Linked DNA regions of Homo sapiens: regions 1 and 3 are each linked to region 2. The links are chromatin contacts, found by Hi-C in ENCODE. All regions are on one chromosome and are shown on one strand. The core of a region is the stretch at or near the end of the contact, and the rest is flanking DNA. Distances in the headings are between cores, read along the strand shown. Region 1 holds the start of FGFRL1 (fibroblast growth factor receptor like 1). Region 2 holds the start of HTT (huntingtin). Region 3 holds the start of PCGF3-AS1 (PCGF3 antisense RNA 1).

What was found. Hi-C counts contacts between places; a loop is a spot of excess contacts on that map. Pooled maps may share reads with other maps.
Region 1: a map of CD4-positive, alpha-beta T cell shows a loop between it and region 2 (18-fold over the local background). The contact joins the promoter of FGFRL1 here to the promoter of HTT in region 2. A Hi-C loop is called at or near these places in 2 of 168 maps with a recorded cell type or tissue (CD4-positive, alpha-beta T cell and naive thymus-derived CD4-positive, alpha-beta T cell), 3 of 37 single-sample maps with no recorded cell type and 6 of 50 pooled maps.
Region 3: a map of CD8-positive, alpha-beta T cell shows a loop between it and region 2 (6-fold over the local background). The contact joins the promoter of PCGF3-AS1 here to the promoter of HTT in region 2. A Hi-C loop is called at or near these places in 1 of 168 maps with a recorded cell type or tissue (CD8-positive, alpha-beta T cell), 1 of 37 single-sample maps with no recorded cell type and 9 of 50 pooled maps.

Annotation. Positions count from the first base shown.
Region 1 is chr4:1,009,880-1,012,875 of GRCh38, forward strand. It overlaps FGFRL1 (fibroblast growth factor receptor like 1), which reads left to right and starts at 1,747. Exons shown (of 7, transcript NM_001004356.3): 1 at 1,747-2,075; 2 at 2,591-2,685. The coding sequence starts at 2,607. RefSeq lists silencers at 1-29, 320-389, 1,220-1,739, 2,419-2,488 and an enhancer at 70-702.
Region 2 is chr4:3,073,116-3,076,080 of GRCh38, forward strand. HTT (huntingtin) reads left to right here and starts at 1,566. Exons shown (of 67, transcript NM_001388492.1): 1 at 1,566-1,973. The coding sequence starts at 1,711. It also overlaps HTT-AS. RefSeq lists silencers at 622-1,241, 1,392-1,831, 1,942-2,011 and enhancers at 2,172-2,401, 2,412-2,461.
Region 3 is chr4:780,379-783,386 of GRCh38, forward strand. It overlaps PCGF3-AS1 (PCGF3 antisense RNA 1), which reads right to left and starts at 1,471. Exons shown (of 3, transcript NR_171661.1): 1 at 1,394-1,471. LOC124900163 (chloride intracellular channel protein 6-like) reads right to left here and starts at 1,470. Exons shown (of 2, transcript XM_047416474.1): 1 at 1,394-1,470. RefSeq lists enhancers at 586-1,303, 1,304-2,020, 2,021-2,738 and silencers at 1,230-1,309, 1,410-1,759.

The DNA of each region.
Region 1 (2,996 bases), core at 497-2,996, 2.1 Mb before region 2:
CCGGCCCCGCCCGCCAGGGGCCGCGACGCTGCCCGTGCCCCTCCCACTGCCCGCTCATTCGGGGGCCGGCACCTGCCGGCCTGTCCGCTCCCTGCTTATACTTTGCACGCTCGCAGCCACGTTTCCGCACACCTGTCCCCTTTCCACGCACCTGTGTCCGGCAGCCCGCACATCTGTGGGAGCGCTGCCTCCTCGCCAGCTGTCCGGGAAGTTCAGCGCCGCTCTCCCACGGGCGTGAGACCGCCCCACCCACCTGTCCGTGACTGCAGCTCCGGCCGGGAGGGCGGCAGGTGGGCCCCGGCGCTGCTGGCTCCTTGTGGGACAGGGCCGCGGCGGCGGCGCAGGACGTTCTCCCGCCGGGAGGACCACGCGGCGGTCCCTGGACCCTTCCCCGGGTGCACAGCGGCGGCTGCGCCAGCGGGGGCAGGATGGGCCGTCCGAGCGCACCTCCATCCGCCCTCGCGACGCCCACGCTGGCCCAGACGCGGGATTTGGGGTGGAGGACGCTGGGCTGGGAACCAGCACCTTGGGACGGCCGGGTAGTTCGGGCCTTGAGGAGTCCCACACCCTGACAGCTGGCGCCCCCCACGCCCCGCCTAGCTCTCCTCGGCCTGGGGACACCGGCTGCCAGGCCTCTCCAGTTTCAGCCTTTCCTGGGAGGACTTCCTGGAAGAGGGGGCTTCAGGCCCCAGAAAGAGAGGCTGCTCTGGGGGATGGAGGAGGTGCTGGGATGGTGACTCCGCGGAGTCGAGGGTGTGAGGCGGGATGTGGGCAGGCCGTGAGGTTTGTGTTGCAAGACTGGGAGGCAGGATGAGGGGAGGCCATGGGGCGGCTGGAGGTGCGGCCTGGGAGCCCTGCGTGCTGGGCCCTGGGCAGGGACGGCAGGCGAGGCGTGTGGAGGAAGAGCCGCGAAGAGCTGGGCGCTGTCTTCTCCACGCCTCCGTTTCTTCATCTGCTCCTGGGGCCGCCTGCCCGGTAGCGGAGATTGAATCGCATGTTGACGTCTATTACGATGATTAATGTTCTTGTCATTCCCGTCACTAGCAGGTGAGAGGCTGGGAGGCCTCAGGTGGGAACATACCTTTGGCCAAAGGCACCAGGTAACCCGAACGCCCCGGGGAGGACCCCTGCCTGCATCGCCGCGGCCGTCCCCCCCTACCCCGTCCCCAGCAGCTCCGGCTGGGCGAGGCCCTGCTTCTCCCTTCTGCTCCCGAAGACCCCCCGGGGCGCAGACCTGGAAGCCTCGAAGCTCCCGCGGCCGTCCAGTCCGCCCCCTTCTGAGCAACCAGAGAGCGGTCTGGGCCCGGCCCGGGGCTGCGCAGAGGTCAGACTGCCGCGGGCAGGGCCGGAGCCTGCTCTGGGGGTCGCGGAGGTGTCTCGAGAGTTGAGGACCCGACCCGGGCGCGCGCGGGCGCAGGTATGGGGAGGGCGCGGCGGCTCCTGGCCGGTCCTAGGAGCCTGCGGGGACCAAGGGCGCGCGGGCGGGGCCGGGGGCGCGGCGAGGCTCGGGTTGGGGCGGGGCGGGGGCGGGGGCGGGGCCGGACCCGGGGAAGCCGCCCGCCCGCGGGGACGTCCGCACCGCGAGGGTTAAGGCCGGGAGCCCGGCGGGGCGGGGGCGGTGTGCGCGCGCGGATTGGGGAAAAGTTTGGCGGCGGGGCGGGGCACGGGGGAGGGCTGACGCGCGCGGATTGGCCGGAAGTTGTGCCGGGGGCGGGTCGGGGGTCCGGGCTCGGCGCTCGCTCCGGGAGAGTTGACAAAGCCCCGCAGGGAAGGACGCCTCGCGGCGCGGCGCCCCGGGCCCCTCGCCCCGCCGCCCCGGGATCCCGGCCCCGGCCCCCGGCCCCGCGGACTCGCCCCCGCCGCCTGCCCGGTCCGGGACCCCGCGCCCCGAGCGCCCGAGCCCGGACCCCGACCCGGCCCGAGCCGCCCGCGCCCAGGTAGCGCCGCCCCGCCCCGAGACCGGGCCCGGGGGCGCGGGGCGGCGGGATGCGGCGCCCGGGGCGGCGATGACCGCGGAGCGCACGCCGCGGGCCCGGCCCTGACCCCGCCGCCCGCCCGCTGAGCCCCCCGCCGAGGTGAGCCCCCCGCGCGCGCGGCCGCGACCCCAGGTGGGCACACGGGGGAGGGCGGGGGTCCGGGGCGGGGGCGGGGAGGGGCGGGTTCGGGGCCCCAGCTGGGCACGGGTCATGCGCGCCGCCGCCGCTCCTGCGGGCCCCCGGCCTGCCCCGCCCCCGCCCCCGCGCCCCACGTGGGCCCCCCCCAGCGCAAATTTGTCCGCTAATGGCGCAGGCGATTATCTGCGGGGCGCTGAGTGTTGTGTGTCCTGCGGGCAGGGCCGGAGTTACAAGCGCCAGGAATCCAGACGGTGTTTGGAGAGGGGGGGCGGCGGGGGAGCCCGGTAATTAGTGTAAACCCTTTGTCTGCCTTTGATACCCACAGCTTCTCCCCGCTGCGGCTTCCTCCGCCTGGAGCGCGGGCGGGGAGGGCCTGTGGGGAGGGCGGCCAGACCCCTGATCCCCGCGGCCCGGGACCGGGGAGGGCGGTATCTCCCAGTTCCACGTGTTAGTGACGGCGCCCCCAATGTCCCCAGGTCCGGACAGGCCGAGATGACGCCGAGCCCCCTGTTGCTGCTCCTGCTGCCGCCGCTGCTGCTGGGGGCCTTCCCGCCGGCCGCCGCCGCCCGAGGTGAGTTCTGGCGCCCAGCCCGGCCAGCCTGGCCTCCGCCAGCGCCGCCCCCTTCCCGCCCGGCCCTGAACCCTGCCACAGTGCCCGCCTGGCACGCGCCATGCCCCGCCCCTGCCGCCCCGCTCGCCAGGCCCCCTTCCTTCCAGGGCCCCCTCACCCATGGGCTGTCCACAGCACCCACCGGGGCTCCCCTAGCTGGCTGGAGGGGTTCCCCTCATGCGTGCTTGCTGGCCAGGTGGGCTTTAGTCCTGGCTCCCCAGGACATGCTCCTGGTCTTGCAAACACTTTCATACTCGTACCTGCAGTCCAGG
Region 2 (2,965 bases), core at 316-2,815:
CCACTGGGGACAATGCTGGGTTTCCCTTTAGGACAGGCTCTGAGACAAGGCGGAGGTGCTGTTTGTGGCCACAGAGCAGGGGACTCTGGGTTGCAGGTGTGGCCTGGCTAAAGTAGGCTTTACTGGGCTCCTCTCTGCCTGCATCACCCCCCGGCTGGGCGGTTGTCTCTGAGGCCAACCTTACTCCCTGCTGGGCAGGCTGGACAGCTGCCCTCTCCGTTTGCCCCTCTACCACCCAAAAGGCAGGAGGCTCTGGAGACCAGGACCCTGCCCGCCACGGCCTGTGTCCCAGGCGTGAGGGGGTGCCCCACAGACCTCTGCTGAGCTGCTGCTGAATGACGCCCCTTGGGGGTCCTGCCGGAAGGTCAGAGCAGGGGTGCACTCCCATAAAGAAACGCCCCCAGGTCGGGACTCATTCCTGTGGGCGGCATCTTGTGGCCATAGCTGCTTCTCGCTGCACTAATCACAGTGCCTCTGTGGGCAGCAGGCGCTGACCACCCAGGCCTGCCCCAGACCCTCTCCTCCCTTCCGGGGCGCTGCGCTGGGACCGATGGGGGGCGCCAGGCCTGTGGACACCGCCCTGCAGGGGCCTCTCCAGCTCACTGGGGGTGGGGTGGGGGTCACACTTGGGGTCCTCAGGTCGTGCCGACCACGCGCATTCTCTGCGCTCTGCGCAGGAGCTCGCCCACCCTCTCCCCGTGCAGAGAGCCCCGCAGCTGGCTCCCCGCAGGGCTGTCCGGGTGAGTATGGCTCTGGCCACGGGCCAGTGTGGCGGGAGGGCAAACCCCAAGGCCACCTCGGCTCAGAGTCCACGGCCGGCTGTCGCCCCGCTCCAGGCGTCGGCGGGGGATCCTTTCCGCATGGGCCTGCGCCCGCGCTCGGCGCCCCCTCCACGGCCCCGCCCCGTCCATGGCCCCGTCCTTCATGGGCGAGCCCCTCCATGGCCCTGCCCCTCCGCGCCCCACCCCTCCCTCGCCCCACCTCTCACCTTCCTGCCCCGCCCCCAGCCTCCCCACCCCTCACCGGCCAGTCCCCTCCCCTATCCCGCTCCGCCCCTCAGCCGCCCCGCCCCTCAGCCGGCCTGCCTAATGTCCCCGTCCCCAGCATCGCCCCGCCCCGCCCCCGTCTCGCCCCGCCCCTCAGGCGGCCTCCCTGCTGTGCCCCGCCCCGGCCTCGCCACGCCCCTACCTCACCACGCCCCCCGCATCGCCACGCCCCCCGCATCGCCACGCCTCCCTTACCATGCAGTCCCGCCCCGTCCCTTCCTCGTCCCGCCTCGCCGCGACACTTCACACACAGCTTCGCCTCACCCCATTACAGTCTCACCACGCCCCGTCCCCTCTCCGTTGAGCCCCGCGCCTTCGCCCGGGTGGGGCGCTGCGCTGTCAGCGGCCTTGCTGTGTGAGGCAGAACCTGCGGGGGCAGGGGCGGGCTGGTTCCCTGGCCAGCCATTGGCAGAGTCCGCAGGCTAGGGCTGTCAATCATGCTGGCCGGCGTGGCCCCGCCTCCGCCGGCGCGGCCCCGCCTCCGCCGGCGCAGCGTCTGGGACGCAAGGCGCCGTGGGGGCTGCCGGGACGGGTCCAAGATGGACGGCCGCTCAGGTTCTGCTTTTACCTGCGGCCCAGAGCCCCATTCATTGCCCCGGTGCTGAGCGGCGCCGCGAGTCGGCCCGAGGCCTCCGGGGACTGCCGTGCCGGGCGGGAGACCGCCATGGCGACCCTGGAAAAGCTGATGAAGGCCTTCGAGTCCCTCAAGTCCTTCCAGCAGCAGCAGCAGCAGCAGCAGCAGCAGCAGCAGCAGCAGCAGCAGCAGCAGCAGCAACAGCCGCCACCGCCGCCGCCGCCGCCGCCGCCTCCTCAGCTTCCTCAGCCGCCGCCGCAGGCACAGCCGCTGCTGCCTCAGCCGCAGCCGCCCCCGCCGCCGCCCCCGCCGCCACCCGGCCCGGCTGTGGCTGAGGAGCCGCTGCACCGACCGTGAGTTTGGGCCCGCTGCAGCTCCCTGTCCCGGCGGGTCCCAGGCTACGGCGGGGATGGCGGTAACCCTGCAGCCTGCGGGCCGGCGACACGAACCCCCGGCCCCGCAGAGACAGAGTGACCCAGCAACCCAGAGCCCATGAGGGACACCCGCCCCCTCCTGGGGCGAGGCCTTCCCCCACTTCAGCCCCGCTCCCTCACTTGGGTCTTCCCTTGTCCTCTCGCGAGGGGAGGCAGAGCCTTGTTGGGGCCTGTCCTGAATTCACCGAGGGGAGTCACGGCCTCAGCCCTCTCGCCCTTCGCAGGATGCGAAGAGTTGGGGCGAGAACTTGTTTCTTTTTATTTGCGAGAAACCAGGGCGGGGGTTCTTTTAACTGCGTTGTGAAGAGAACTTGGAGGAGCCGAGATTTGCTCAGTGCCACTTCCCTCTTCTAGTCTGAGAGGGAAGAGGGCTGGGGGCGCGGGACACTTCGAGAGGAGGCGGGGTTTGGAGCTGGAGAGATGTGGGGGCAGTGGATGACATAATGCTTTTAGGACGCCTCGGCGGGAGTGGCGGGGCAGGGGGGGGGCGGGGAGTGAGGGCGCGTCCAATGGGAGATTTCTTTTCCTAGTGGCACTTAAAACAGCCTGAGATTTGAGGCTCTTCCTACATTGTCAGGACATTTCATTTAGTTCATGATCACGGTGGTAGTAACACGATTTTAAGCACCACCTAAGAGATCTGCTCATCTAAGCCTAAGTTGGTCTGCAGGCGTTTGAATGAGTTGTGGTTGCCAAGTAAAGTGGTGAACTTACGTGGTGATTAATGAAATTATCTTAAATATTAGGAAGAGTTGATTGAAGTTTTTTGCCTATGTGTGTTGGGAATAAAACCAACACGTTGCTGATGGGGAGGTTAATTGCCGAGGGATGAATGAGGTGTACATTTTACCAGTATTCCAGTCAGGCTTGCCAGAATACGGGGGGTCCGCAGACTCCGTGGGCATCTCAGA
Region 3 (3,008 bases), core at 221-2,720, 2.3 Mb before region 2:
GGGTTTCTCCACGTTGGTCAGACTGGTTTCCAACTCGCAAACCTCAAGTGATCCGCCCGCCTCTGCCTCCCAAAGTGCTGGGATTATAGGTGTGAGCCACCGCGCCCAGCCTGTGTTGTTTTTTAAATCATTTCCAGGCTCATGGTGTATACCTTCTGCGCCAGTCCTAGGTGAATTTCTCCTGGTTGGTGAGTTTTCATTGTTTACCTCTGCTCACACAGGGACTCGAGGAGGGAGACTAGGACTCAGAGTCCTCCTTCATCTTGTCACTTCTCTAAACAATTACTTTTTGTTGAAGACGCCATGTAAGCTGGAATTCAAAGCCATCTCTTTGAACAACTGTGTGAAATAATCGTGCTAAACTGTTATTCTCCTTTAATCGTTCCAACCAAGCACCCACGGGGGCCATTATTCCTCTCCTACAACTGCAAGGCAGTGCCTCACCAACTAGCTTTGTTCCTGAGGCAAGCGGCAGGAACCCCTCTGCTTTCCTCAGTGAGCAAGCGGCCCCTGACCCTGGCGAGTGAGTTTTCTCTTCACAGCCCCCTGTCCCTGCTGCCCACTGAGCCAGCCAGCCCGAGGGTGGAAAAGTCATTCTGGCTCTAAGCTTCCAGCACAGTCCGGGAGACCACACGGGTCCTGGGGAGGGTGGCTAAGCCCGAGGGGCTTTATAGGATGAGTCACAAGAAAGTCCATCTGGTGGGCCCTCCCTGACTCCCCTCCACTGTCCCCGGCTCACGGCGAGGAAGGCAAGGCTGGTGGGGGGGACAGGAAAGGGCTGGGGTCTCTCCCCACCTCCACTGCCAACGCCCTGCAGACCCCCAGGCCACAGCCTTTCCCGGGGCTCCCCCAAGGTATGGGAGGTGGGGCGGGTCCAGTTTACGCTGGTTTCAAAGAAGTGAGAGCGCCCCGCCGCCATGTCATGGAGGGTCCCGCGCCCCCACCCCTTGCCTGGGGTCGTGTGTGGGCAGCCGCAGAAAGCGCCCCGACGGCAGGAGCGGGGTTCCAGGCTGAGACCGGGCCTCGGCGGCGCCCCTTCCTGCCGGGAGTGGCGCATCCCAGGACCCACAGACAAACAGGGCCAGCCAGGGTCACCCGGAGCGCGAAGGCCGGCTATGGGCTTAGGGTGGGGTCTGGTCCCTACGGCCGGCCTAGGGGGAACGCGGGACAGGAGAAGGTCTGGGAAAAACCTGCTTCCGAGGCCTCGGCTTCGGGGCGTCCTCCTGAGCTGGCGCCAGCCCGCAGCGGGGCCGGGCAGGGACGCCGGCCTAACGGTGGGGACCGGCAGGGCCTGGGGGCAGGACGAGACAAGCACACAACCGACGGGGCGGGGCCAGGCGAGGGCACGGGGCCGAAGAAGCTTCTGCCAGGCCCGAGACCCGCACTTAGTTACCTGAGAAGGCGGGAAGGTGCGGCCGCGGGGTGAGCGGCGGACTGACCCAGCTCCAGCGCCTCTGCAGAGGCTTGCAATGGCGTCTCTCGGGCTCTGATTGGTCAGGCCTCCACACGTGAGCCTCTAGGAGCCAATCATGTCGGCCCACCTAGCATGCGCTGATTGGCTCAGGCTGGCCAGGGGCGGGCGCGGTCCTTCCACGGCCCGGTCCCCGCTCCCTTCCCCAGGCCCGGAGGCCCCGCCCGAGCGGCTCCGCTGGGGGCGGTTCTGCTGGAGAGGACGGATCTGCTGGGGAGATGGATATCCTGGAGGGGCGGATCTACTCGGGGGGCGGGTCTGCTGGGAAGGCCGGATCTGCTGTGAGGGGCGGGTCTTCTGGAGGGGCCGATCTGCTGAGGGGGCCGGATCTGCTGCCTGACAGGGCTTCCTGGCCTGGGGAGGAGGCCGTGTCTGGAGCTTGAAAGCCGGCCCCGCTGTGTTCAAGATACAGTCAAACGTTCAGAAGGAGGAGACTCCGGGGGCAGGGTGGTGCCCAGCCAGTGCATGGGGCCAGGGCCACGCTGGTGGCACCCAGGCAGCGCTGCCTCCTGGCTCTCGAATGGCTGTTCTCTGCCCAGAATGCTCTCCCACGGGACACGCGCCTCCCTCCGGGTCTGTGCACGTCACTCTGACAGAGAGGCCCCCTGACCACTCATGAAATAGTAACCCTAACCATTGCTCTCTGCTCCCTGTCCTGCTTGATTTTCCTCCAGGGCAAACACCGCCACTTCCATGTTTATCATCTGTCCTCCATCACTAGGAAAACCAGTTCCAGGAGGGAGGGACTAGTATTCCCAGCCCCTAGAACAGAGCAGCGCATATCACAGGGGCTCAGTAAACATCTGGGGAGGAGTGCCATTCCCAGGAGGCCTCAGACCCCGTCACCTGAGATGAGAGCTGGATCCCGGAGAAGCTCAGGTCTGACCCAGCATTCATTGCTGTAGGAAGGGCTCGTCTAGACTCCAAGGGAGCCGGGTGCGGTGGCTCACGCCTGAAATCCCAGCACTTCGGAAGGCCGAGGCGGGCGGATCACCAGGTCAGGAGATCCAGACCATCCTGGCTAACACGGTGAAACCCCGTCTCTACTAAAAATACAAAAAATTAGCCGGGCGTGGTGGCGGGTGCCTGTAGTCCCAGCTACTCGGGAGGCTGAGGCAGGAGAATGGTGTGAACTTGGGAGCGGAGCTTGCAGTGAGCCGAGATCGCACCACTGCACTCCATCCTGGGGGACAGAGAGAGACTCTGTCTCAAAAAAAAAAGACTCCAAGGGAAAGCTGCCTGGGTCGTGACCTGGCACGTCCAAGTCGCTGCTTAGGCTTGCAAGGGGGTCCAGACCAGGCTGTGGATGGGAAATGGGAGGCTGGGGGAGGATGGAGGCTGAGCAGTGGCTGGATGTTGGGGTGCCCTGTTGAGGGGCAGCTGGCAGCAGCCACGGACACAGGGGTGGGTGCAAAGACACTGAGTTTCTGTTCCAGGAGGAAGGGGGGCCAGCTGGCAGAGGAGAGATCACCCTGGGCAATTTGGTGGTGCCTGGGGTGCACACTTCCCCAGAGGCAGCAGGAGGAGGAGCTGGATA